2 separate regions of the Homo sapiens genome follow, and region 2 is linked to region 1. Evidence: chromatin loops called from intact Hi-C (ENCODE). Cell type or tissue: heart left ventricle. All regions are shown on one strand. Links, peaks and the distances in the headings refer to the core of each region. The heading gives the core; the rest is flanking DNA.

The links. A loop is a pair of places that touch in the nucleus more often than their neighbours do. Peaks named below come from ENCODE experiments on the same cell type or tissue, not always from the same donor. Only the 100,000 strongest peaks of a DNase experiment are listed, where the experiment ranks them.
Region 2: a loop joins it to region 1, with 2.1 times the contacts of the local background. A loop is called at or near these places in 18 of 110 quality-filtered maps.

What each region holds. Positions count from the first base shown.
Region 1 is chr14:60,309,135-60,321,533 of GRCh38, forward strand. No RefSeq gene overlaps it. Among named protein-coding and RNA genes, the nearest start is that of LINC02322, 7.9 kb to the right of the region's middle. RefSeq lists enhancers at 6,319-7,198, 7,199-8,078, 9,513-10,057 and a silencer at 6,617-6,911. In heart left ventricle, for the core only: no CTCF peak of the experiment used is centred there; no DNase peak of the experiment used is centred there; H3K27me3 peaks cover 1,693 bases.
Region 2 is chr14:60,198,961-60,211,359 of GRCh38, forward strand. No RefSeq gene overlaps it. Among named protein-coding and RNA genes, the nearest start is that of DHRS7, 40 kb to the left of the region's middle. RefSeq lists an enhancer at 8,693-8,762. In heart left ventricle, for the core only: no CTCF peak of the experiment used is centred there; no DNase peak of the experiment used is centred there; H3K27ac peaks cover 589 bases.

The sequences.
Region 1 (12,399 bases), core at 2,358-10,357:
AGATTATACATCTCCATCCCACTGCTATCAGGCTGGCCATGTGGTTTGCTCTAGCCAATTGAATGTGAGTGACTTTTATGAGGCAGCTTTAATCATATGGTTCTGCCATGAGCTTGGCACTGCTCTATATTCCATTGTCCTGGGTCCCAGAAAGAAGAGTACATGGGCAGAGCTGCACCTATTGATTCATGATTGACAAATAGTGTGAATGAAAAATAAACCTTTGTTAACCACTGAAAGTTGGGAGGCACTTGTCAAAGCACAATTAAGTCTTTACTGACTAATACATCAGCCAATAATAACACACACCCCCACCCCAGCCTTTCATTTTGCACACTGGAAGAAGGTGCTCCAAATAGGTGGCAGTGTCAACTTCCAACCTAGTGGGACTATGATATATTTACCTTGGTGTAAGCATTCCTCTTTTGATTACTAAAGCTTCTAAACCAGCAGTCATGAGAATGGAAAGCAAAATTTTTACAAGTGATCAACCACTTTGATTCTAGACCAATACTGTCCAACAGAAATTTCTGTAATACTATCCAATATGGTAACCATTAGCCACATGTGGCTACTGAGCACTTAAAAGTGTAGCTAATGTGAGGAGCTGTATTTTTAACTTTTAGTTTTCAAATAGGTACATGTGGCTAGTGGCTACCATATTGGACAGCACAGTTCTAGACCCTCATATCCTTCTTTGGAAAAAAGAGCACTATATTCAGTCACTGGTTCAGAACACAAATAGAATCCTGCAAGATAGCATCCTATATTCTTAAGGTACTTCTGATGCAGGCCAGGTAAGCCGTAAAATTGGGTCTTCACCCAAGAAATAATTCAAGGGTGAGCTGGTGTTAGATAGCAATGCAGTGTACAGCAGCAGAGGCACTGCTCCTTATGAAGCAGGGCTACCCCATAGACAGTGTGCCCAGAGTAGCAGTTCAAAGGCAGTTCTATTTATACCCACTTTTAATTATATGCAAATTAAGGGGCAGATTATGCATAAATTTCTAGAAAAGGTGTGGTAACTTCTGGGTCATCAGGTTGTTGCCATGAAACAGGGCAGTAATGTCGATGTTGCCATGGCAATGGTAACTGATATGACATGCTGGTGGGTGTGTCTTATGGAAAGCTGCTTTTGCCCTGTCCCTGTTTTAGCTTGTTCTCAATTTGGCCTTGTGTCCGAGTCCCACCTCCTGAGTCAATTACTACCTCCTACCTCACTACCTCACAGGTGCTCCTGGGACTGGTCTTCAATAAGCCAATCAACTTTTCTGTAAGGCTAGATGCTTCTGGCTGTTGGATGTGTGTTAAAGCCAGTGAATCCAAGAGCATTAGCTCATCTTTATGCTGTAACATGAGAGCAGATGCTTGTCAAAGAGGCCTTGGTTTTGCTGCAAACCCCTGCAGATCTCAGATACTCCAAACCCATTAGTTCTGCTGAGTTCTGAGACCAGCTAGCAAAGTTATCTTTCTCTTAACCTAGGCCCCACTCAAAGCTAGGTGTTCTGGGGAGGGGGTTCTTGGTAAATGACTTGTATAAAAACATCCAAGTCAGGTAGATAAGGCTGTGTCTCTGATCTTAATTCTTCAGCTCTATTGAATCTTGGGGCCCCGCAAAGCCTTCTGTTGTACCTCTACCGAAGTTCATTCACCCCTTCTTGCCTCTGTTTCTCTCTGTAAAAGCGTCACTGGCATAGCAGAACACACAAATCATTAACTCAGTATAGCGCATGTAGTTTTCCTCAAGGAAACTGAAAACAGCTTGGTCAAGAGATAGGGCTCTGGAGATTCCTAAAAGGCACATGAGCTTTGGTGTTGCCATCTTGACACTAAACTCTCTTATTTTTACAATTATTTTGTGCCCCCCCCCCAAAAAAAATTCAACTTAACTTGGGTAATGTTTTCTTATACCTCCCTCCAAAAAAGGTGAAAGAATAGTACAGTGAATTCCCAATACCATTTGCCTAGATTTACCAATTTTTTAAATTTTGCCTCATTTTAAAAATTTTTCTCCCATACTCTCTCTCTCTCTCACACACACACACACACATACACACACACGTACAATTTTCTGAACCATTGGAGAAGTTGGAAACATTATGCTTCTTTATCCCTAAATACTTCATTTATATTTCCTGAGAACAAAGGTGTTTTCTTACATAAAAATCACAGTGTAATTACCACAACCAGTAAATATTACATTGATAAAATACTGTTACCTTATCCATAATCTGTTCAAATTTCATCAATTGCCTCAAAATGTTTATTGTAGCTATTTTTTTCCACTCCACGGTTCAATCTGGGATTATGCAAATGTATTCTGTTGTAATATCTCTATGGCTTCCTTACTCTGGAACAGTTCCTCAGCCTGCCTTTGTCTTTATTACATTTAACATTTTTGAGGCACAGAAGCCAGTTAGTCTGAGCATATCTCTCAGTTGGGGTTTGTCTAGTGCTTTCTCTGATTAGTTTCAGATTATGCAGCATTGGCAGGAACCCAATAGAACTGACGTCACATCCTTAATACATTACATCGGGAGGCACATGTTATCTATTTGTCCCATTACTGGTGATGTTATCTTTGCTCCCTCAGTTAAGGTGATGCCTACCGGTTCTCTCCACTGTGAAGTCAATGTTTTTCTCTTTACAATTAACATGTAATTAATGGGGAGATTATTCAAGACTGTGTAAATAGCCTTCTTCATTAAACTCTTACCCACCAGTTTTAGCATCAGTTTATTTTCTGACTCCATTCTTTCCATATTCTACTATAAAGAAGGGCTTTCCCTTTTCTCTCCAAAGTTTAGATTTTTGGGTTTTTTATTTTGTTTTGTTTTTCGAGACAAGGTCTTGCTGTGTCAACCAGGCTGGAGTGCAGTGGCATGGTCTCTGCCCACTGCAGCCTCGACCTCCTGGGCTCAAATGATCCTCCCACCTCAGTCTCCCAGGTAGCTAGCACTACAGGCATGTGCCACCACCGCTGGCTAATTTTTGTTATTTTTTGTAGAGATGGGGTCAATGTTGCCTAGGCTGATGTCAAACTCCTGAGCCCGAGTGATCCCCCTGCCTCAGCCTCAGCCTCCCAAAGTGCTGGAATTACAGATGTGAGCCACCATGCCCTGCCCACTTTTAGCTTTTTGAAAATTAACAAATGTGCCTAACATATTTTCACTCATCCCGGGCTTCCCCTATCCTGAACCTCAACCTGATGTTGGTCCTCATTCCAGATAATTTTGTTTATCACTAATAATGTTTATCACTGCCTTCCCATTCTGACTCCTACTCCATCTCTGAGCTTCACCCATCCTAATTTCCTGTCTCCGTCTACCCCACTCTGTCTTTGGCTTTGAGTCTGGGCAATGAGCCCTGGAGAATAGCGCGGATGTTGGTAATGTACTACTGAAAGCATTTTATCTCCGAGAGAACATTAATCTTCCTCTCCTGGTAGGCATTTTATCCTATTTTTTACATCTTGTAGATTTTTACTATTTTTCATCAATTCTGAGAGGTTTAGACAAATTTCCATTCCTAATCTTTATCTCATTGGCTTTTCCAAAGTCAAAACTGGAATTTCTCTTCCTAAAACGAGTCCTGATTTTACTCTTTGTTTACACCTTATTCTAGAAAGTACTTTTCAAATATATACAATCTAGTAATTTTGTTAAGAGAGAGGACTAGAATTAAGGGAAGCAAGGATAGCAAAAGTAAGATTAAGCCTGAAATAAGGGTGGAATAGAAAATGCATGTCACGCGAGCTTCGTTTGGCTTCAGTCTTTCTAGCAGCCAGTGCAAAAGAGAGTTTTATCATTAACTGGTCTTCTTTCCTCACCAAATAGAGAGTGATACTGTTTAAATTCCCCCAGTTAAACCGAAGTCACTTGAAGCATGTTTCCATCATTACCCGGCATTGGGTGGTTCTATCCCAGGCTTAAGTAGTTTCCTGTGATACTGATCGGAACTCAGCTGAAGACTTGGAGGAACCTCTGCAGATTTCCACAGCTCTTTCCCTCTTCAGCTTTCTCAGGGACTCTGTTTTGAGAACTTGAGTGGCCTTGCCTTCCCTGGACCCACAAGTCTCTCTGTTCAACAAACCACTAGGCTTTATCTGTTTCCCTCCCGCTGTGCCGTTGTCGCCTGGAACATCTCCCCAGGCAGGAAAGCAAAGCGCTCATCAGGCTTACACTTCCTTTCTCAAAGGCATCCCTGTGCCTCGCTGCCTGATTGTGCAATGTCTTGAAAACCTGTGTTTCATAGAATTTGTGTGTTTCCTTAGTTGCTTCATGTGGAAGAGTTAATCTGGTCCCTGATACTCCATCCCGAGTGGCATCAAAAGTCCCTTGTTTCTCAACAACACCACACCTTTAAGTCCTAGCCCACCTGGGACCACCAGGGATTTCTGAAGGCTGCCCTCCAGAAGGCACCAATCTGTGATCAGAAACTTTTAGGAACCACTGTGTCTTCCAGGCAACATTTATATAAACATATAATTTTAGAAGCTCAATGACATTTTATTTTTTCTAACTGCACCCTGGATGGATGTCCTCAAATCTGCAATGATTTGGAAAAGGAAAATTTTATACAGGCTGTTCATGTTATAAGCTGAACCTAAGACTTATTTTTTAGAATATAGTCATTATTGTTCATTGTCATGTCACATTTGTTGACAATGCCTGTCAGGTAAACACGTTTCCATCTTACATAGCTATATATGAATATATGTGGATTCACTGAGTATACTCAACTTCCCATTAACTTGGGATAAGTAAACTATAGTGAGAATAGAAAAAGATATTTTGGAAAAAAATTAGTAGGAGTAAAAAAAAAATACTTACATATTGGAACGTATCTATCGTTTGGCACTGCATAGTAGTAGACAGACCACATGCTCCTCTCCAAGCAACTAGAGATACAACTTCTCCAAAAAGACCTTGATTTCTCAGCCAACAGCCCATCTAGAAAACAAAACAGGGGATTACAGTCTAGACATTGTGGGCCAGGCACAGTGGCTCATGCCTGTAATCCCAGCACTCTGGGAGACCAAGGTGGGAGGATCACTTGAGGCCAAGAGTTTGAGGCCAGCCTAGGCAACATAGTGATCCCCATCTCTACAAAAATGATAATTTAAAAAATTAGCCAGGCATGGTGATGCACACCTGTAGCCACAGCTATTCAGGAGGCTAAGGCAGGAGGATCACTTGAGCCCAGGAAGTCAAGGTTATAGTGAGCTATGATTGTGCCACCGCACTCCAGCCTGGGTGACAAAGCATGACCCTGTCTTAAGAAACAATAAGAATAAAAATAAAAAGATATAGTCATCAGAGATCCCATTCCACACTCAGCAATGGGGACCATGGAGGATGGAGGTAGATAAGGAAGAGGGGTTGGGGAGAAGGAGGATTCAGGCCATGGAGAGTGCTTGGTCTTATCCTGAATTTCAAAACAATGGGCTCAACTAAGAACTAGCAGTTTGGCTGTTTTTCATTTTGGTTTTGTTCTCAAACTATTTTACAGTACTTATACATTCGGATGATGGTTAGAAGAATAAATGTGTTTCTGAATATTGTATGTAATTTTAGCTAGACAAAGAAAGCCTTGGGGTTATATCATTCAAGGATATAACAGCCTAGTCTCTTACACGTGGGCATCTGTTGCTGCTCACTTTCAAGATTCCACTGTGTTTGTGACTTAATTCTACTATTTTGCTGCCACCAACTGATGGATTCCCTCCATGGATCTTTAACCAAATTCCCCAAGAGATGAGATCTGATCAGCTGGCTAGTCAACATCCATTAGCAAGTGTGCTTGTTGGGCCAGCCAGTGAGACGGCTACCTTAGACTCAGGTGCCAACCTGTGACATAGGGCAGCAAGGTCATGTGGGATAAAGCAAGATCATCCATCCAGGCCACCAAAAGAGGCTGTGAGTGTGGCAGGTGCTCGGTATCCCACATCCAGTACAAAAGTGGAAGATTTTACTTAACATTTTCAACAGTACACACGAGTCCCTGAGCTAATCTTTTTAGGAGATAAAGATATGGGAAAGACTTGATTTCTGTCATGTCATTGAGGAATGGTGATAGATGCTGTACAGCTAGGAGACAAGCCAGAGAATGAACGGCAGGGTGGAAGAATGGCAGAGCAAGCAGATGTGGAATGTTAGTTCCCACCTGAGTTAAACATGCAGGTCAATTGCTTAACTCAGGGCCTGTTACACAGTGAGTGCGCAGTAAGTGATAGTTGTTACTATGGAGACAGAAGATAAACCCCCATCCCAGAGCCTCCCAGGCATATTCTTGAGTCCCACCCAGTTATGCTGAATCAAGAAGCGTTGGCAAATGGCACAGCCAGTCTGTAGTGATTCAAATGCTTTTGTAAAGTTAGGGAGAGCAAGGCAGGGGAAAGGTCCAGAGGGGCTGCTGTCATTCCAAACAGTTCTTAACTATTCCCCGAAGGCTGCCCTGAGCAGCCTTGGGAAGCGCAACGTGGGACTCCTCCTCTCTTCCTGGGAACAAGAACTTGGGGAAGCTTTGAGTGGTTTCACATCTCCAGTGCCCTCAGTCCTTTGGTGTGTCAGCAAAACCAGCTGGCACCATACTTTAACAGGGCCCGATTCACATGGCAGTCTTGGGATTTGTGGATTCAGATGAACTCTTGCTGGCTTCTTTCTGGCACCTTCAACTTCTTCAAAGCCATAAACCACAGTGGTTGCTTGAGCTTTTTCCTGAACAGCAAATGGCTTTGTTTTCTTTGTCCCCAGCCCCTATAGAGCTGGCCTTGTGATTACTGTGAGCAGCAGGGGGGCTCATGTTGAGGCCCCCGCCCACTGCTTTGCAGGCAGGGTGACCCTCTGTTCTTAGACATTGTGATTCCCCCCAGATACGTGTGAGTCAAGTTGAATGAATAGCAAGGAATATTTCATGCAGCACACCAGACACTGCTCCTAAAGTTCATTTGGGTCTCAACGTCCAATTGGCCAGTTAATCTTTTCACTGCAAAAAAGATCACCATGACTTTTGAAAAATCACCTTTGAAATATATCCAGGCAGGTTCTCAGCCTTTAAGGAGCACAGAAGCCAGCCCACCAGCCCACCAGGCCCACCAGCAATGCTGCTTAGAGCCCTGATGGAGGCAGGAGCTAGACAGAGGTGGCCGTCCTCAGGAATTGCTTCCTACTGGCCAGGAGAGTTCACTTCAAAGGATGTGAATATGAATTGTATCCTTGTGACTAAATTTGGTTTAACTTCTAACTTGCAAACCATGGCTGATTGTTTATTTTGTTAATGGAGGAGGGGTGCTGTTTTCAGCCACTGCAGAGGCTGGTCAGGGAAGGGGCTTGTGGCTGAGCATCATACTCCTTATCTGAGGGAAGGCATCTGATCCTCCTTCACGGCCCCTCTCCTTCCCAGGGGCCCCACATTGCCACTCCACTTTATTCCTAATTCTTGGCTTGAGCCCCTTCTCTGAGAGAGAAAGGAACATGGCCAGGGAACTAGCATTCCCACCAAATCTTCAAAGCCAGTGGAGGCCACAGAAGAGCTGGTGGGGAGGGGTGGCAGGGAAACTTGATTTCTAAAACAGGGTTGCTAAATACTCCAGACTTGGCTGCTTAGAAAATGCATTGACCTCAAAAGGACAGGACACCCTCCCCTGCCAGGGGAACTTGGGATTTGTTGCTGCTCTGGCTGACTTCTGTGCCCACCTGAACACACAGAGCTTAGGGCTCCCTGTGTTAGAGTCACCACGTAATTTGTTCATCTCTCTGTCATCCAAGATGAAAGTTATTTACTAATGACTCCCTTTTCGTCCCTTTTAATTCACCGGAGGGGCCCTTCTAACCTCTCAATTCAGGCCAGTAGGTTTCCTGAGCTTGGTAAGGATGAGAAAGGAGGAAGCAGTCTTTTTCAGTGCATGTTCTGAAGGCTAGAGACTTGCATGGAGGCCCGTAGACACAAGAGACATGTAAAACCAGCCTCAGGTGCATCATTCTTTTCAAGACTTAGAACATAACAGGCTTAGAGGAATATGCCCAGAAGAACGTGGCTACTCTCTCCCACAGCCACTTTGCATAGGGCTAAGCAAAGGAAATAAAACTAATACTACCACATGGCTGGCACTCTGTGTTTACCCCATGCTAGGTACCACACTAAGTGCTTCCCGTGTAGCATCTCATTTAAATCTTCAAAATAACACCATGATGTAGGCATCATCATTGTCATCAGCATTACTTAGATGAAAAACTGAGGCTCAGAGAAGGTGCATGACCTGCCCAAGGGTGTGCCATCACTAACTGGTTAAGGCAGGATTTGAACCCAGAAAGTCTGCCTTAACCACTCCATGGTCCCCAGTTACAATCTGTTGAATGGATGAATTACAGTCTTTTGCTTCCTTACCCTAATCTCTATTTGGCATATAATATATAAGCCCCACTTATGGCTACTAAACACCTACCCCATGGGCTGCTTCTGCAGGAAGCCCCTTCCCTGTTCTGGGCACGGCCTCTGTTCCCCCAGAGCCCTGCAACCAATTCTACACTGTAATCTAGGGCTGCAGAGAAGTGAGCTGCAGACACTTTTGTTCCTTAGGTAAATTCCATTTCCTTTTCTATTGTCTCAGGCTTCTTAGTGATGTAACATTACACCAAGCATATCCTGCTTTTAAAAAGAAACTTCGATGGAGGTTGGCAAATTACCATTCACAGCTTGGTGAATGATAAAGTCACAAGAGAAGAGTGGAAGCAATGCACCTGGTGTCCGTAATTATAGGCTTGAATGAGGGAGGAAAGAAGGGATGAAGGCAGGCCAAATACAGCTGGGTGTGGGAGACTGGCTCAGAGGGGATTTGAGAGGACTAGGAAACGGAAGGATGTTATAGAGCAAGTACTTTTAATCTCCCTCTATCCCACCCCAGTCTTGCACTCCCACCTTCTGCTCCTTACCTTGGTTTTCTTTTTTTGATCTGTGTTTTTCCTGATCTCAAAGATCTCTTTGTCCATCTTCCCATAACAGCACCAGATGAACTGTGATGATCAAAATAAAAGCTCTTGAGGCATCCTCAAGTCAATCTGTGTTTTGCTTCTTCAGTTGGGTCCTCTGATCTGTATTATGTCTGAAAACATACCAGAACACTCCAAGAATTTACTCCAGAGACAATAACTGAGGGCACTAGAAAACAGAAGTCATGATGTCCACTATCCCTTAAACTAGACTTCTTCAGTTACTCCTTTTAATTTTGAAGTGAAATTAGTATATTTTGTACTTGGAAAATAATCTGATCTCTCAGGACTGCACTGTGGCTATTTAAATTATAATTAAAATGAATGAACATCAGATAAAATTAGAAGTTTAGGCCGGGCACGGTGGCTCATGCCTGTAATCCCAGCACTTTGGGAGGCCAAGGCGGACAGATCACGAGGTCAGGAAATCGAGATCATCCTGGCTAACAAGGTGAAACCCTGTCTCTACTAAAAATACAAAAATTAGCCAGTTGTGGTGGCGGGCGCCTGTAGCCCCAGCTACTTGGGAGGCTGATGCAGGAGAATGGCGTGAACCTGGGAGGCAGAGCTTGCAGTGAGCCGAGATTGTGCTACTGCACTCCAGCCTGGGCAACAGAGCGAGACTCTGTCTCAAAAAAAATAAAGTTTAATTCCTCAGTTGCACTACTTGTACTTCAGGTGCTCAGTAGCCACATGTGGCTTGCAGCTCTCATACTGAACAGTGCAGATATAGACATGGTATGGTTTGGATCTGTGTCCTAGCCCAAATCTCATGTTGATCCCTTGTAATCCCCAGTGTTGGAGGTGGGACCTGGTGGGAGGTGATTGGATCTCGGAGCAGATTTCCCTCTTGGTGCTAATTTCCCTCTTGCTTCTCCTGACAATGAGTAAGTTCTCATGAGATCTGGTTGTTTAAAACTGTGTAGCACCTCCCTGGCCCCCCTACTTGTCTGGCCATGTTAAGACGTGCCTGCTTCCCCTCCACTTTCTGCCATGATTGTAAGCTTCCTGAGGCTTCCCAGAAGCAGAAGCTGCTATGCTTCCTGTAGAGCCTGCAGGAGCATGAGCCAATTAAACCTCTTATCTTTATAAATTACCCAGTCTCAGGTATTTCTTTATAGTGATGCAAGAACAGACTAATGCAGAAAATTGGTACTGAGAGTGGGGTACTGCTATAAAGATACCCAAAAATGCAGAAGGGATTTTGGAACTGGGGAGTGGGCAGAGATTGGAAGAGTGTGGAGGGCTCAGAAGAAGACAGGAAGATGATGAAAAGTTTGGAAATTCCTAGAGACTTGTTGAATTGTTATGACTGAAATGCTGGTAGTGATATGGACAATGAAGCCCAGGCTGAGGAGGCTTCAGATGCAGATGAAGAACTTATTGGGAACTACAGTAAAGATCACTTTTGTTATGCATTAGCAAAGAACTTGGAGGCATTGTGCCCCTGGCCTAAGGATCTGTGGAACTTTGGACTTGTGAGTCGTGATTTAGGGTACCTGGCTAAAGAAATGTCTAACCAGCAAAGCATTCAAGATGTAGCCTTGCTGCTTTTAACAGCCTATGCTGTCATATGTGTGAGGAAATAAATGACCTAAAACTGGAACTTATATTTAAAGATGAAACAGAGCCTAAAAGTTTAAAAAAAAAATTTGCAGCCCAGCCATGTGGTAGAAAAGAAAAGCCCATTTTCAGGGGAAGAATTCAAGCAGGCTGCAGAAATTTGTGTAAGTAATGAGGATCCAAGTGATGATAGCCAAGACTATGGGGGAAAGGCCTTGAAGGCATTTCAAATAACTTCTCAACAGCCTCTCCCATCACAAGCCCTGGCCACAACCAGGACTCTGCTGCTCTGCACAGCCTCAGTACACTGCTCCCTGCATCCCAGCCACTTCAGCTGTAGCCATGGCTAAAAGGGGCCCAGGTACAGCTCAGGCCACTGCTTCAGAGGGTGCAAGCCATAAGCCTTGGTGGCTTCCACATGGTGTTAACCCTGCAGGTGCACAGAATGCAAGAGTTGAGGCTTGAGAGCCTCCACCTAGATTTCAGAGGATGTATGGGAAAGCCTTGATGTCCAGATAGAAGCCTGCTGCAGGGGTGGAGTCCTCATGGAGAACCTCAACTAGGGCAGTGTGGAGGGGAAATGTGGGGTTCATGCCCCCACACAGAGTCTCCACTGAGGGCACTGCCTAGTGGAACTTTGAGAAGAGGGCCACCCTCCTCCAGACCCCACAATGATAGAGCCACTGACAACTTGCACCCTCAGCCTAAAAAGTCTCTGGCAGTCAACACCAGCCTGTGAGAGCAGCCATGGGGGCTGAACCCTGCAAAGCCCAAAGCTTTGGGAGCCCACCCCCTGTACCAGTGTGTCCTGGATATGGGACATGGAGTCAAAGGAGATTATTTTGTTGCTTTAAGGTTTAATGACTGCCCTGCTGGGTTTTATACTTGCATGGGGCCTTGTTTTGGCCAATTTCTCCCTTTTTGAATGGGAGTATTTACCCAATACCTATACCCCATTGTATTCTGGAAGTAACTAACTTGTTTTTGATTTTATAGGCTCATAGGCAGAAGGGCTAGCCTTGTCTTAGGTGAGACTTTGGACTTTGGAAATTTTAGTTAATGCTAGAATGAGTTAAGACTTTGGGGACTGTCGGGAAGGGATGATTGTATTTTGCAATGTGAGAATGACATGAGATTTGGGAGGGGCTGGGGCAGAATGATATCATTTGGATCGGTGTCCCTGCCCAAATCTCATGTTGAATTGTAATCCTCAGTGTTGGAGGTAGGGCCTGGTGGGAGGTGATTGGATTATGGGGGCAGATTTCCCCCTTGGTGCTGTTCTTCTGATAGTGAGTGAATTCTCATTAGATCTGATCACTTAAAAGTGTATAGCAGCTCCCCTTCCACTTCTCCAGCCATGTAAGACGTGCCCACTTCCCCTTTGCTTTCTGCCATGATTGTAAGTTTCCCAAGGTCTCCCAGAAGCAGAAGCCACTATGTTTCCTATACAGCCTGCAGAACCATGAGCCAATTAAACCTCTTTTCTTTATAAATCACCCAGTCTCAGGTATTTCTTTAGAGCAATGCGGGAACAGACTAATACAAAACATTTCCATTATAGCTGAAAGTTCTACTGGACAGTGCTGTCTCAGACACCAGTATTATAGTCTTAATGCTGATGACACTTCATTGGGGCAGAACTTCTAAGGGATATTTAAAACACACAGTTAACAGTAAGATAGATATAAACCCTCCAAGCAGCTCACTCAACACTTTTTGGAAACCACTTAGTGAATGATCCTGTCTTCTATTTCCTTCTCTCTAAGGTAATCTAAGTTCTGAGGGTGAAATACGGGCTCCAAGAATTGCCCTGGCATTAAGGGTTTAGCTTCTGGGACATGTGACA
Region 2 (12,399 bases), core at 2,764-10,763, 110 kb before region 1:
TGGGGAATTCTCTCAGCTCTAACCCAAGACCACCAAGGCAGTACCTCTATAACACTGCAAGAGTCACAACTTTACTGGGCTTGGTGGGGGCCCCTAATGCAGATACAGTTGCAGTGACCAAAGACTTACATCACAGTAGTCAATTCCCTTTGAATACTTGGAGAGCCTTTCCAAGAACAGGTACGATCAAGCCCAGACTGTGAAGACTATAATAAATGCCTAACTTCTCAATGCCCAAACATTGACAAACATCAAGAAGCATAAAGACCATCCAGGAAGACATGACCTCACCAGATGAACTAAATAAGGCACCAATGACCAATCCTAGAGTGACAGAGATATGTGATCTTTCAGATAGAGAATTCAAAATAGCTGTTTTGAGGGAGCTCAAAAAATTCAAAATAACACAGAGAAGGAATTCAGAATCCTATCACATACATTTAACAAAGACATTGAAATGAAATTTAAAGGTCAGGCAGAAATTCTGGAGCTAAAAAATGCAATTGACATATTGAAGAATACATCAGAGTCTCTCAACAGAATTGATCAAACTGAAGAAATAATTGGTGAACTGGAAGATGGGGTACTTGAAAATACACAGTCAGGCCAGGCACAGTGGCTCATGCCTGTAATCCCAATTCTTTGGGAGGCCAAGGCAAGAGTATTGCTTGAGGCCAGAAGTTTGAGATCAGCCTGGGCAGCATAGTGAGGCCCCACCTTTACAAAAACATTTAAAAATTATCTGAGTATTGCAACACATGCTCATAGTTCTAGCTACTTGGGAGGCTGAAGTGGGAGGATCATTTGGGTCTAGGAGTTTGAGGTTACAGTGAGCTATGATTGTACCATTGCTCTCTATCCTAGGTGGCAGAGCAAGATCTCATCTCAAAAATAAGTTTAAAGGAAAAAAAAAAGAAACAAAATACACAGTCAGAGGAGACAAAAGAAAAAGGAATAACAGAGAATGAAGCGTGCTTACGAGATCTAGAAAATAGCCTCAAAAGGGCAAATCTAAGAGTTATTGGCTTGAAAGGGGAGGTAGAGAGAGAGAAAGGGGTAGAAAGTCCATACAAAAGGATAGTAACAGAGAACTTTCCAAACCTAGGGAAATATATCAATATTCAAGTACAATAATGTTATAGAACACCAAGAAGATTTGACCCAAATAAGACTACCTCAAGACATTTAATAATCAAACTCCCAAAAGCCAACAATAAAGAAAGAATCCCAAAAACAGCAAGAGAAAAGAAACAATAACATACAAAGGAGCTCCAATATGTGTGACAGCAGACTTCTCAGTGGGAACCCTACAGGCCAGGAGAGAATGGCATGGCATGACAAATTTAAAGTTCTCAAGGGAAAAATATTTTATTTTAGAATAGTATATCCAGTAAAAGTATTCTTTGAACATGAAGGAGAAATAAAGACTTTCTGAGACAAACAAAAGCTGAGGGATTTCATGAACACTAGACCTATCCTATAAGAAATGCTAACAGTTCTTCAATCTGAAAGAAGAGGATGTTAATGAGCAGTAAGAAATCATCTAGGCTGGGCATGGTGGCTTACGCCTGTAATCCCAGCACTTTGGGAGGCCAAGGCGGGAGGATCACCTGAGGTCAGGAGTTTGTGACCAGCCTGGCCAACATGGTGAAACCCTGCCTCTACTAAAAATAAATAAATGGTGCTGGGAAACTGGATATCCTTATGCAGAAGAAGGAAAATAGACTCCTGTCTCTTGTCATATACAAAAATCAAATCAAAATGGATTAAAGACAAATCTAAAACCTCAAGCTATGAAACTACTAAAAGAGAATTTCAGGGAAACTCTCCAGGACATTGGTCTTGGCAAAGATTTCTTGAGTAATATCCCACCAGCCCAGGCAACCAAAGCAAAAATGGACAAATGGGATCACATCAAGTTAAAAAGCTTTTGCATAGCAAAGAAAACAATCAACAAAGAGACAACCCACAGAATGGGATGAAATATCTGCAAACAAATATTTATCCCTTCATTTCGCAAAGGATTAATACCCAGATTATGTAAGGAGTTCAAACACCTCAATAGGAAAAAATGTTGTAATAATCTAAAAGTGATAAAAATACGCAAAAGCTCGAAAAGACATTTCTCAAAAGAAGGCATACAAATGGCAAACAGGTATATGAAAAATGCTCAACATTATTGATCATCAGAGAAATGTAAATCAAAACTACAATGAGGTATCATCTCGCCCCAGTTAAAAGGTGGCTTTTATCCAAAATACAGGCAATAATGAATGCTGGGGAGGATGTGGGGAAAAAGGAACCCTCATACACTGTTGGTGGCAATGTAAATTAGTATAACCACTATGGAGAACAGTACGGTGTTTCCTCAATAACTCACAGAACTACCATGTGATTCAGCAATCCCACTGCTAGGTATACATCCACAAGAAAGGAAATCAGTATATTGAAGAAACGTCTGAAGAAATAAACTTCCATGTCTATTGCAGCACTATTCACAATAGCCAAGATTTGGAAGCAATCTAAGTGTTCAATAACAGGCGTACAGATAAAGAAAATATGGTACATATACACAATGGAGTACTATTCAGCCATAAAAAATAATGAGATCCTGTCATTTGCAACAACATGGATGGAACTGGAGGTAATTATGTTAAGTGAAATAAGCCAGGCGCAGAAAGACAAACTTCACATGTTATCTCTCATTTGTAGGAGTTAAAAATTAAAACACCTGAACCCATGGAGATAGAGAGTAGAATGATGGTTACTAGAGGCTGGGAACGATTGTGGGCGGTGGGGAAAGTCAGGATGGTTAATGAGTATAAAAATATAGTTAGATGGAATGAATAAGAGCTACTATTTGATAACACAACAGAGTGATTACAGTCAACAATAATTTACTGTACATGTTTAAATAACTAAAAGGATATAATTAGAATGATTGTAGCACAAAGAAATGATAAGTGTTTGGTGATGGATATTCCATTTACCCTGAGGTGATTATTATGCATTGTATGCCTGTTGCAAAATATCTCATGTACCCCATAAATACATATAACTTCTATTAATATGTATCCATAAAAATTAAAAATTTAAAAAAGTGGAATGTAGGTGAGGGTATAAAGGTAACAGGAGAGATCTTTCTTATGGTAAAGGAACTGCTCCGTATCTTGCTTATGCTGGTGAATAACCAAACCTACAGATGTGATAAAATTGTATAGAACTAAACACACACCCATATGCAAATGAGTACAAGCAAAACTTGGGAAATCTGAATAAGATCTACAGATTGTATCAATGCCAATATCTTGGTTGTGATATCATAGTATAGTTTTGCAAGATATAACCATTGGGGGAACCCAGATAATGGGTACAGAGATCTCTCTATTATTTTTTACAATTACATGTAAATCTATAATTGTCTCAATTAAAATTTTAACTAAAATGATAATACATGCCCTCTGTAAAAAAAAAAAAAAGAGAAAAAGAAGAAAATCAAAATAATCCTCAATTTCACCACTTAGAAATAAGCAGCTGCTAAGACTTTGAAACATATTTTTTCATCCCTTTAAGAATTCATATTTTAAAATGTTGGTATTGAACTGTTTTATAAGCCAGTTTTTTTTTAACATCGTATATTCTGTTAAGTTTTCCATGTTATTAAACAAACTTTTTTTTTAGAGGCAGCGTCTAGCACTGCCACCCAGGCTGGAGTGCATTGGCATGACCACGGCTCACTCTAGCATCAAACTCCTGGGCTTAAGAAATCCTTCTGCCTCAGCCTCCCAAGTATCTGAGACTACGTGTGTGCACCACCATGTCTGACTTTCTTTTTTTTTTTTTTTTTTTTGGTAGAGATGGGGGTCTCACTGTGTTGCCTAGGTTGGTCTTGAACTCCTGGCCTAAAGCTCTCCTCCTGCTTTGGCCTCCCCAAAGTCCAAAGTGCAGGGATTACAGGCATGAGCCACCACTCCCTGCCAAACACATTGTTTTTAGTGACTGTATATTATTCCTTCATATGGAAAATCCAATCTATTTATCCAATCCTTTGTTTTGTTCTGTTTTTTCCTACTATGAGAAATGTTCAGTATCTTTAAAGATAAGCCTTTGGCTACATTCCCAATTATTTCCCTCTGACAAATTTTAAGAAGTGGAATTACTAGTCAAAGGCTATAAGCATTTTTAAGACTTTTGACACACCACTAAAATACTCTGAAGAAATGTTGTAGCAAAATACACTCCTATTAACAGTACTTGAAAATATCCATTCCCCAAACTCTCACAAATACTGGGGATTATAATTTACTAAAAGTTGTAAATTCATTAAAAGAGATATAGTATCTCATTTTAAGGGAACTGCATTCCTTCAAATATTAATCTAACTGAAATTTCTTATTTTATTTTGGTCATTTAGTATCTTTTGGGAATTTACCTTTCATGTCCTTTACCCATTTCTCTGTTTCAGTGGGCATCATATTTTCTAACTGATTTATAAATGAGCTTTATCAAGTAATGCTCTTGACCCCATATTCAACTTTTCCCCCGTTCTTTAATTTTTTAATATACAGAATTTTAATAATTGTACATATTAAAGTCTATTTAGCTGTTTCTTTATGGCTTCTCCTTTATTTTTAAGTGAAGTCTTTCCTTTCCTTGATAGCTGATTATAGTTATCTTTATACTCTATCCTTACTTTTCATCCTTTCATATTTTTATTTTGTTTTTACATTTAACCTTTATCCGCCTGTAACTTAGTTTGGTATAAATTATAAAAAACAGATTTGATGACTTTTCCAAATGTCTCACCATTTGTCTTACTACTATTTATTGGGTGGCTCAATTTTTCTTCCCAAATTTCAAATGTCAATCTTGCTAGTACTAAATTCATGTGTGTGTTTGGGGTTGCTTTTAGAGGTTTCTATTCTGTTCCATTGTTCTGTTTACTGTTACTACAGTCTCATTTTATTTCACTGATTGTACTGATAGGTGGTATAAAAGATAGTAATGCCTGGAAATGCAAGTCTTCATTTTATCATTGTTCTTTTTAAGTTTTCCTGACTATTCTCACTGGTATGTTTAACATATTTTTTGCTGACTTGAGCATCCAACAAAATATATATGTAGCTGTGACCTATACTTTCATTTCATCAACTGCTAATTGCACAAGGGACATCTATCGGGTGTTTACTTTGTGCCAGGCTCTGTTCTAAATGTTTTATATGCATCAACTCATTCAATGCTAGCAGCAACCCTGTAAGATCGATACCTTTATTGCTCATGTTTTATGAAAGAGGAAACGCAAGCATGGAGAGGCAAGGTTAATTTGCCCAAGGTCACACAGCTGGCGTGTGGCTAAACTAGCCGTTGCATGTAAATAAGACTGCCTGCCCACTCAACCCAGGCAATCTGATTTCAGAGCTCACTGCCTCTCAAACAGTATGGCAGGGGTTAATACTATCTTGATTCTTTGCTTTAAACTGGAGATACTGTAATTTAATAATCGTTTGATATGCCAAAATGACTACAAACACTGTTCAAATCAGCGTTTTACACACATTCTATAGCAATGTAATACTTTTCCTCTTTAAAGTATTGAAGGATGAAATTTTCTTCAAATTATACAATACTACTTAAAGTGTTAAATTCCAATAAAGGAGAAAAAAAAGGCAGCAAACTATTGCCAGAAGAGCCCTGGATTGAGCAACAGGGAAACAAAAGTTCTAGTCCTTGTTGTGTTGCTAATTAGCTTCCTGCCTCCACCCCCACACGGACACATACACCCACCCAAAATATTGTCCTTATTAGTCTGTAACCCTGGCTAAATTACAATATTACAGATTCATTCCTTCAGGTTAACTCTCTTTCTGAGATGTGACTAGCCCTGGTGACGTACTACTTGTCAGAGTATTGATTATTTGCCCTGTTTTGAGATTTTAATTCCTCTTAATCAGGAACATTGCCCTGACAAGATAGGAGTTGTCATGGTTCAACAGGGAGCCAGGAATAGAAAGCAATGTTATTCTGGAGGCTGAAAGGCTGTGAGAGGTATGTGTGGTGAGGGACCACAGCTGACAGAAACAGGCTATGGGGAGTAGCTTGGGTATCTCAGGTGACAGAGAGTGGTGAGAGGGGAAGCTGAGAGGAGGAAGATGGTCCTGTGGAGGGAATGTGGGTAGAGCCTCCTCTACTTGAAGTTTTCCCAGCGCTGGTGCTGGGCGCAGCCAAGGATTCTAAAAGAAGGCCTTCCTCTGGGGATCAGGAAGGGAGAGGGAATATGAAAAGAGTCTGCCCTCTTGACATTGACCCAGAGTCTCCACGAGTCATTGGAAAAGATGCATGAGAAGCTGCATCTAAGGGCATGCAAACATATACACACAACACCATAAAAGGAGAAAGCTTTTTAGGCTTTCTTCAACTCATCAGGCTTGTGAATTTCTTTAATAAAAATCTCGGAACATCATGGCTCTACCAAACCTTTGCCTATTCGTCATTGCCACAGTGATACTGACTTTTGAATTCCAGTACCAGGGGAAAAAGATGTGTGTGTGGTGGGGGGAGGAGGGAAATAGTATCACCTTTTATGTAAATTCTTACTTGCTCATACAAATACTTTCTTTTTTTTTGTTTTATGGGGGTGTGGGTGGAAAAGTTTCAGTGTTTTTGCTGATTATAGAAGCAGTGAATGCTTACTCTAAAAAAAAAAATCAATGACACAAAGAAGAGAAATTCTGTCACCCTACCACATTGTAGTGTGTCTCTTCCAGATTTTTTTTCAAATTGGATCACACTGTTCTGCAATTGGCATTTTAACTTAACATATACAATAACTGTAGCATTCCATCTCATCTATTACTGTCCATAGTATTCCATTATATGTATGTACCATAATTTATTCAACAAACCAAGCTGATAAACATTTAGGTCATGATAATTTTTTATTATATATCATCCTTGTATTAATTGTTCCCAATGTATCATAATTTCCTAAGGGAAGAGGAACTAAATGACACATGTATAAAATTTTACTATACATTTTCCTATTTCTACAGTTTGTTTATATCTTTTTTCATGTCTTTTGCTGGTATCCAGCTCTTTTGTAGAAACCTCTTAAATTTGTCCTTTGTTCTTTGTTCCACTTCACAATTGGTAGAACACGGGTCAATAGGGAGCTCAAAGGTTCTCAAATTTGGGGCATCGTGTAATCTTTAGATCTTAAAGAAATCTTTCTAGGAGTAGCAGACATCAAGCTACTGGCAAATGAAAATTCTATGTGAAAAGACTACCTCAACAAAGGAGTGAAGTTCTATGTCCTCGGTGTTCTGTCATATAATTACATTTTCATTATGATTGTTCTGGTAAAAATGAGTCAGGGAGAAAAGTGTACCGTTTTAGGCTTGATTACCTAGGATCACATGAGAGTACCTGGGAAGGAGTTGCTGAGACCAATGACTACCCTTTGAACCAAACAATATATATGAAGATCAAAGTTTGGGTGTAATCTCTTCCGGGGCCACTTGGCTGCATTTTTCTTCCTCAGCACATATTGTTCCCTGCCAGAATTAATACATGAGAGCTGAGATTATAAGAAGCCCAACCAAGACCACGTGCATGACATCAGGGCAGATCTATTGGCACCAGTCAAAGAGCAGAGCACAACGTCCGAGCAGATTAGAACACATTACACTTAGTTCGTAGACTGCAGGCTGCACTGAGAATCGGGCCATAGTGACTATTGGAAGATCAATAGGAGAAGAAATAAAAAGAAAGAAAGAAATAGAAAATGTGCCGAGTCAGGGCAGGAGGGTCTTTCAAATCTCCCAAACTGGGGTCATGGTCATCCATGACAAGGTTGGGGTGTCGCTGCTGAAGAAAGCACAAATTCAACTGATGGGAACTCAATAAAATACGTGCCCAGCATCGACTGAGTCTTTTCTCTTCCTCAGCTGACCTTGTGCTTATATTCTGTGGACTTTCCACAGAATTCCTGTCAGGGACTTTCTTAAACCTCCTCCAACCCCCATTGACGCTCCAAATCTGCGCATCTTTGTGTTCTTGTTCTCTCTCTCTCTCTCCCCTTCCCCTGTTTCTCTTTTCTCTTGCTTCTTCCCTTTCCTTCCTTCATTCCCCTCATCCCAGTTGCTGGAAATCCATTGGCAAATGAGACCTATATTACTTCTTTCTTTGAATGTCTTCTCTGTTGCCTACAAACTCTCTGAAGTATTTCTTCCTTCAACTATTTTCTAATTAAAACTGTCTTAGTATCTACTCACCTTATCACTCTTGTTTCTCAGTGAGGTTTCAAAGATTAGAAAGTGGCTAGAGTGTATGTGTATGAGTGTGTGTGTGAGAGAGAGAGAGAATGAATTCGTGTGTGCATAGGAACCATTGGCTTTACGCAATATAGATGGGAACTTCCCTATGACTTGAAATGGGACCTTAGGCTCTAGGGCAGGGTTTCTCAACCCTAGCTGCTCATTAGAATCACTAGAGCAGTTTTTAAAAATCCCCATGCTCAGACAGAATCCCACACCAATTAAATCAGAATCTCTGGGTGTGGGACCTGGAATCATTCCTTTTTAACAGCTCCATAGCAATTCCAAGGTGCAGGCAAGTTGAAACCCTCTTCTCTAGGAGAAGTTAATGTATTAGTTAACCTGCTAGAATTAATGACCTCTCACTCATTGTTATCATTATCAGGTGGGAGCCTTGATGGTTTATGCCAAAGCCCCCACCAATAGAAATGTGGCAAAATTCTGACACTGCTGGATCTGAACCAGTGGCTTTCTCAGCCCCAGGTAAAGCATCTTGCCAGCGTAAACCTAATTCTGTTAGATAACTGGATTTTACCGCCGGTGCTGTGAACAGCTCATTCCCTGCTAAAGTGGAAAAGGTCTCGTGTCACAGAAGTTACATGGAACCCTTGGGCTATCAGGGCTCTCCACTGTCCAGATTCTTGTGTCACACTTGTGTGTGTGCACACATGTGTGTGTGTGCTTGCGTGTATGTGTGTGTGTGTGTTTTCATGTCCTTTCTTTTCAAAGTGGTTATTACCAAATTTGACCCAAAAAAGAAAGAGGTGATGGAGTGTGGCCATATAGTCTTGTCTGTTTCTATTTGCCTTAATAATTTTTTGACGGCATCATGTCACTTAATAGGCACTTATTTTCTAAGCTATATAGATATTATCTTGCTCAATTTCAACACTTCTATGAGATAAGTATCATTTCCATTCTACAGTTGAGAAAACTAAGGAGCCTGGAGATTAAACTTGCCTGAAGGCAAACAGCTAAAAAGTGATAGAACCAGAATTTGAATTCAAGTTGATCTGACTTCAAAGTCCAAGCTTTTAGACACATTATACTGACTGTTAGAGTATTTTTTGTGACCATCCATATGCCCTTTATCCAATAGCAAGTATTAGTAAAATGTGCTTTTTACCTTAAGGAATTCCAGATTTATTTTTACTGATCAGACCCGTAATTATGGGTCATGGATCTCCACAAATGCACAGTGGTCAAGGTTGCTAAGGTAATGCTATGCCCAAGTTGAGTGCCTAATAAATGTTTGCTGAAGGATGGATGGATGGATGGATGGATGGATGGATGGATGGATGAATGGATAAGTCAATGCCAGAGTGGACAAATAAATGAATGAGGTATCTAATGATAATCTACATTATCTTCCCCATTAGATTAGGCTCCTTAAAGGGAGGGGATAGGTCTTGTTAACTACTGCATCTGTGCCTAACATAGTGCCTGACACTTACCAGGTGTTCATGTAAGTATAGAAAGCAGTGGAAAAATAAATAGCAGTACAGGCCACTGGACCAAAAATTACTCTGTTGATAGAATTTGAAGCAAATAAATTGTATCTCAATATCTTTCCATAGAGTAAGAAGGCCTAAATTCGGGAAAATAAGGATACCAAAGAGGTAGCTGAAAACTGAAAAATGTGGGAAATTCTTCATGTAGTCTCTAAAAGCAAGAATCTATACATTTCCCTATATTTGGAAAATACAAATTTTAAAATATATTTTCCAGTTTGATTGTATTTCTCAGTGTTGTGTATGCAAAGTTTCAGGGTTATACCCACCCACACATGAGAGCTATAATCACAGTGTACTTCATGTGTAGAAAGGAAAGTGGTATTCTCTCAGCACGAAGAGCTTTGAAATCTAATAAGCACCATACCCCTCAGGGTTGAGAAGTAGAACTGTTCTGTTTGTTGTTCTCCAGAGCCACTTTCAGACATTCCTCCTCATTCCATTTTCTCATAAAAACCTCTTCTCCTTTTAGGCTTGCACTGTATGGACTACACCACGCCCCACCCACCATGGAATAACAAATTGCCGATCTCCCTTTTGCTTCCTACTCAAATTCACTGAAGAGCCTGACTGACAGCCATCTTCTCTACATGGCTCCTGCTATTACCCTTGAATTTCATCCATTAGCCTTGCATCTCAGTTACCTACCCTCCTAATTCCTGATGATCTCCATTCCTGCACAGCTACCCATGGCCATGGTCACCCCCTTGTGCTTTTCACCCCCAAAAATTCATCACATTACAACCCAAAGGCATTTTTTTGTTAAATTTATGGACCACAAGTGCAATATTGTTACATGCATAGATTGCATAGTGGTGAAGTCAGGGCCTTTAGGTATCCATCACCCAATTCACATAAATTGTACCCATTAGGGAATTTCTCATTATTCATCTTCCTCCCACTGCGTTTCTCTTCTGAGTCTCCACTGTCTATCATTCCACACTCTAAGTCCATGTGTAAACATTATTTAGCTCCCACATATGAGTGAGAGCAGGTGATATTTATTATTCTGTGTCTTACTTGTTTCACTGAAGATAATGGTGGCAAGAATGTACACTGGGAAAAGAACATCCTTTTCACTAAATGGTGCTGGTAAAATTGGATTCCAGTATGTAGAAGAATGAAATTGGACCCCCATCTCTCACCAAATAAAAAAAAATCAGCTCAAGATAGGTTAAAAACTTAAATGTAAGACCTGAAACTTTAATAATATTAGAAGAATAACTACAGGAAACTCTTCTGGACATTAGTCTAGTCAAAGAATTCATGACTAAGACCTCAAAAGCACAGGCAACAAAAACAAAAATAGGCAGATGGGACTTACACTAAAAAGTTTAAGTTTCTTCTGCACAGCAAAAGAAATAATCAACAAAGTGAACAGACAACTTGCAGAATGGGAGAAAATATTTGAAAACTATGCATCTGACAGGGGACTAACATCCAGAATTTACAAGGAACTCAAACAACTCAACAACAAAAAATACAAATAATTCCATTAAAAGGCAGGCAAAGGGCATGAACAGACATTTTTAAAACAAATCATAAATTCGAACATCCCATTTGTCATTGTAATAGTCTGTCTTCATGCTGCTGATAAAGACATACCCGAGACTGGGTAATTTATGAAGAAAAAGAAGTTTAATGGACTCACAGTTCCACAAGGCTGGGGAGGCCTCACAATCACAGTGGAAGGCAAAGAGGAGCAGTCACGTCTCACATGGCAGCAGGCAAGAGAGAATAATGAGAGCCAAGCGAAAGGGTAAATCCCTTATAAAATCATGAGATCTTGTAAGAGTTATTCACTACCAGGAGAACAGTGTGGGGGAAACCACCCCCATGATTCAATGATCTCCCACAGGGTCCCTCCCACAACATGTGGGAATTATGGGAGCTACAATTCAAGATGAAATTTGGGTGTGGACACAGCCAAACCATATCAGTCATCCATTATCTCTTCCTTCCAGCTTTCCTGCTTAGCTTCATTAGATTTTTTTTTCTTTTTTTGAGAGAGGGTCTCACTTTGTTGCCCAGGGTAGAGTGCAGTAATGTCATCATGGCTCACTGCAATCTGCAATCTCGAACTCCTGGGCTCCAGCTATCCTCCCCACTCAGCCTCACAAGCAACAGGTGCATGCCATCATGCCTAGCTAATTTTTTTTTTTTTTTTTTTTGGGGGGTAGAGATGGAGGTATTGCTATAATTCTCAAGCTGGTTTTAAACTCCTGAGCTCAAATGATCTTCCTGCCTCAGCCTCCCAAAGTGATAGGATTACAGGCATGAGCCACTGTGCCTGGGTCAGGCTTTTTGATCTATGATCCTTTCCACATTTTTGCCATCATGCCCTTTTGCCTTCCCTTCTCCCACACCAGCTTAGATTCCTGAGCCCATCATTACAATCATCCTATCGCAAATATGCTAGGCTTAATTGGCTTTTTCTCCTTTCATAGCATCTGCCTACAGAACCCCCAGTCCTCCCCTGTGTCAATGCCTAAGCAGCTGAGCGTGGCCGTAAAAATCACAAAACCAATCCAGATTTGTATCACAATAAAATCTTAATTATAGATATCAGCAGGTGG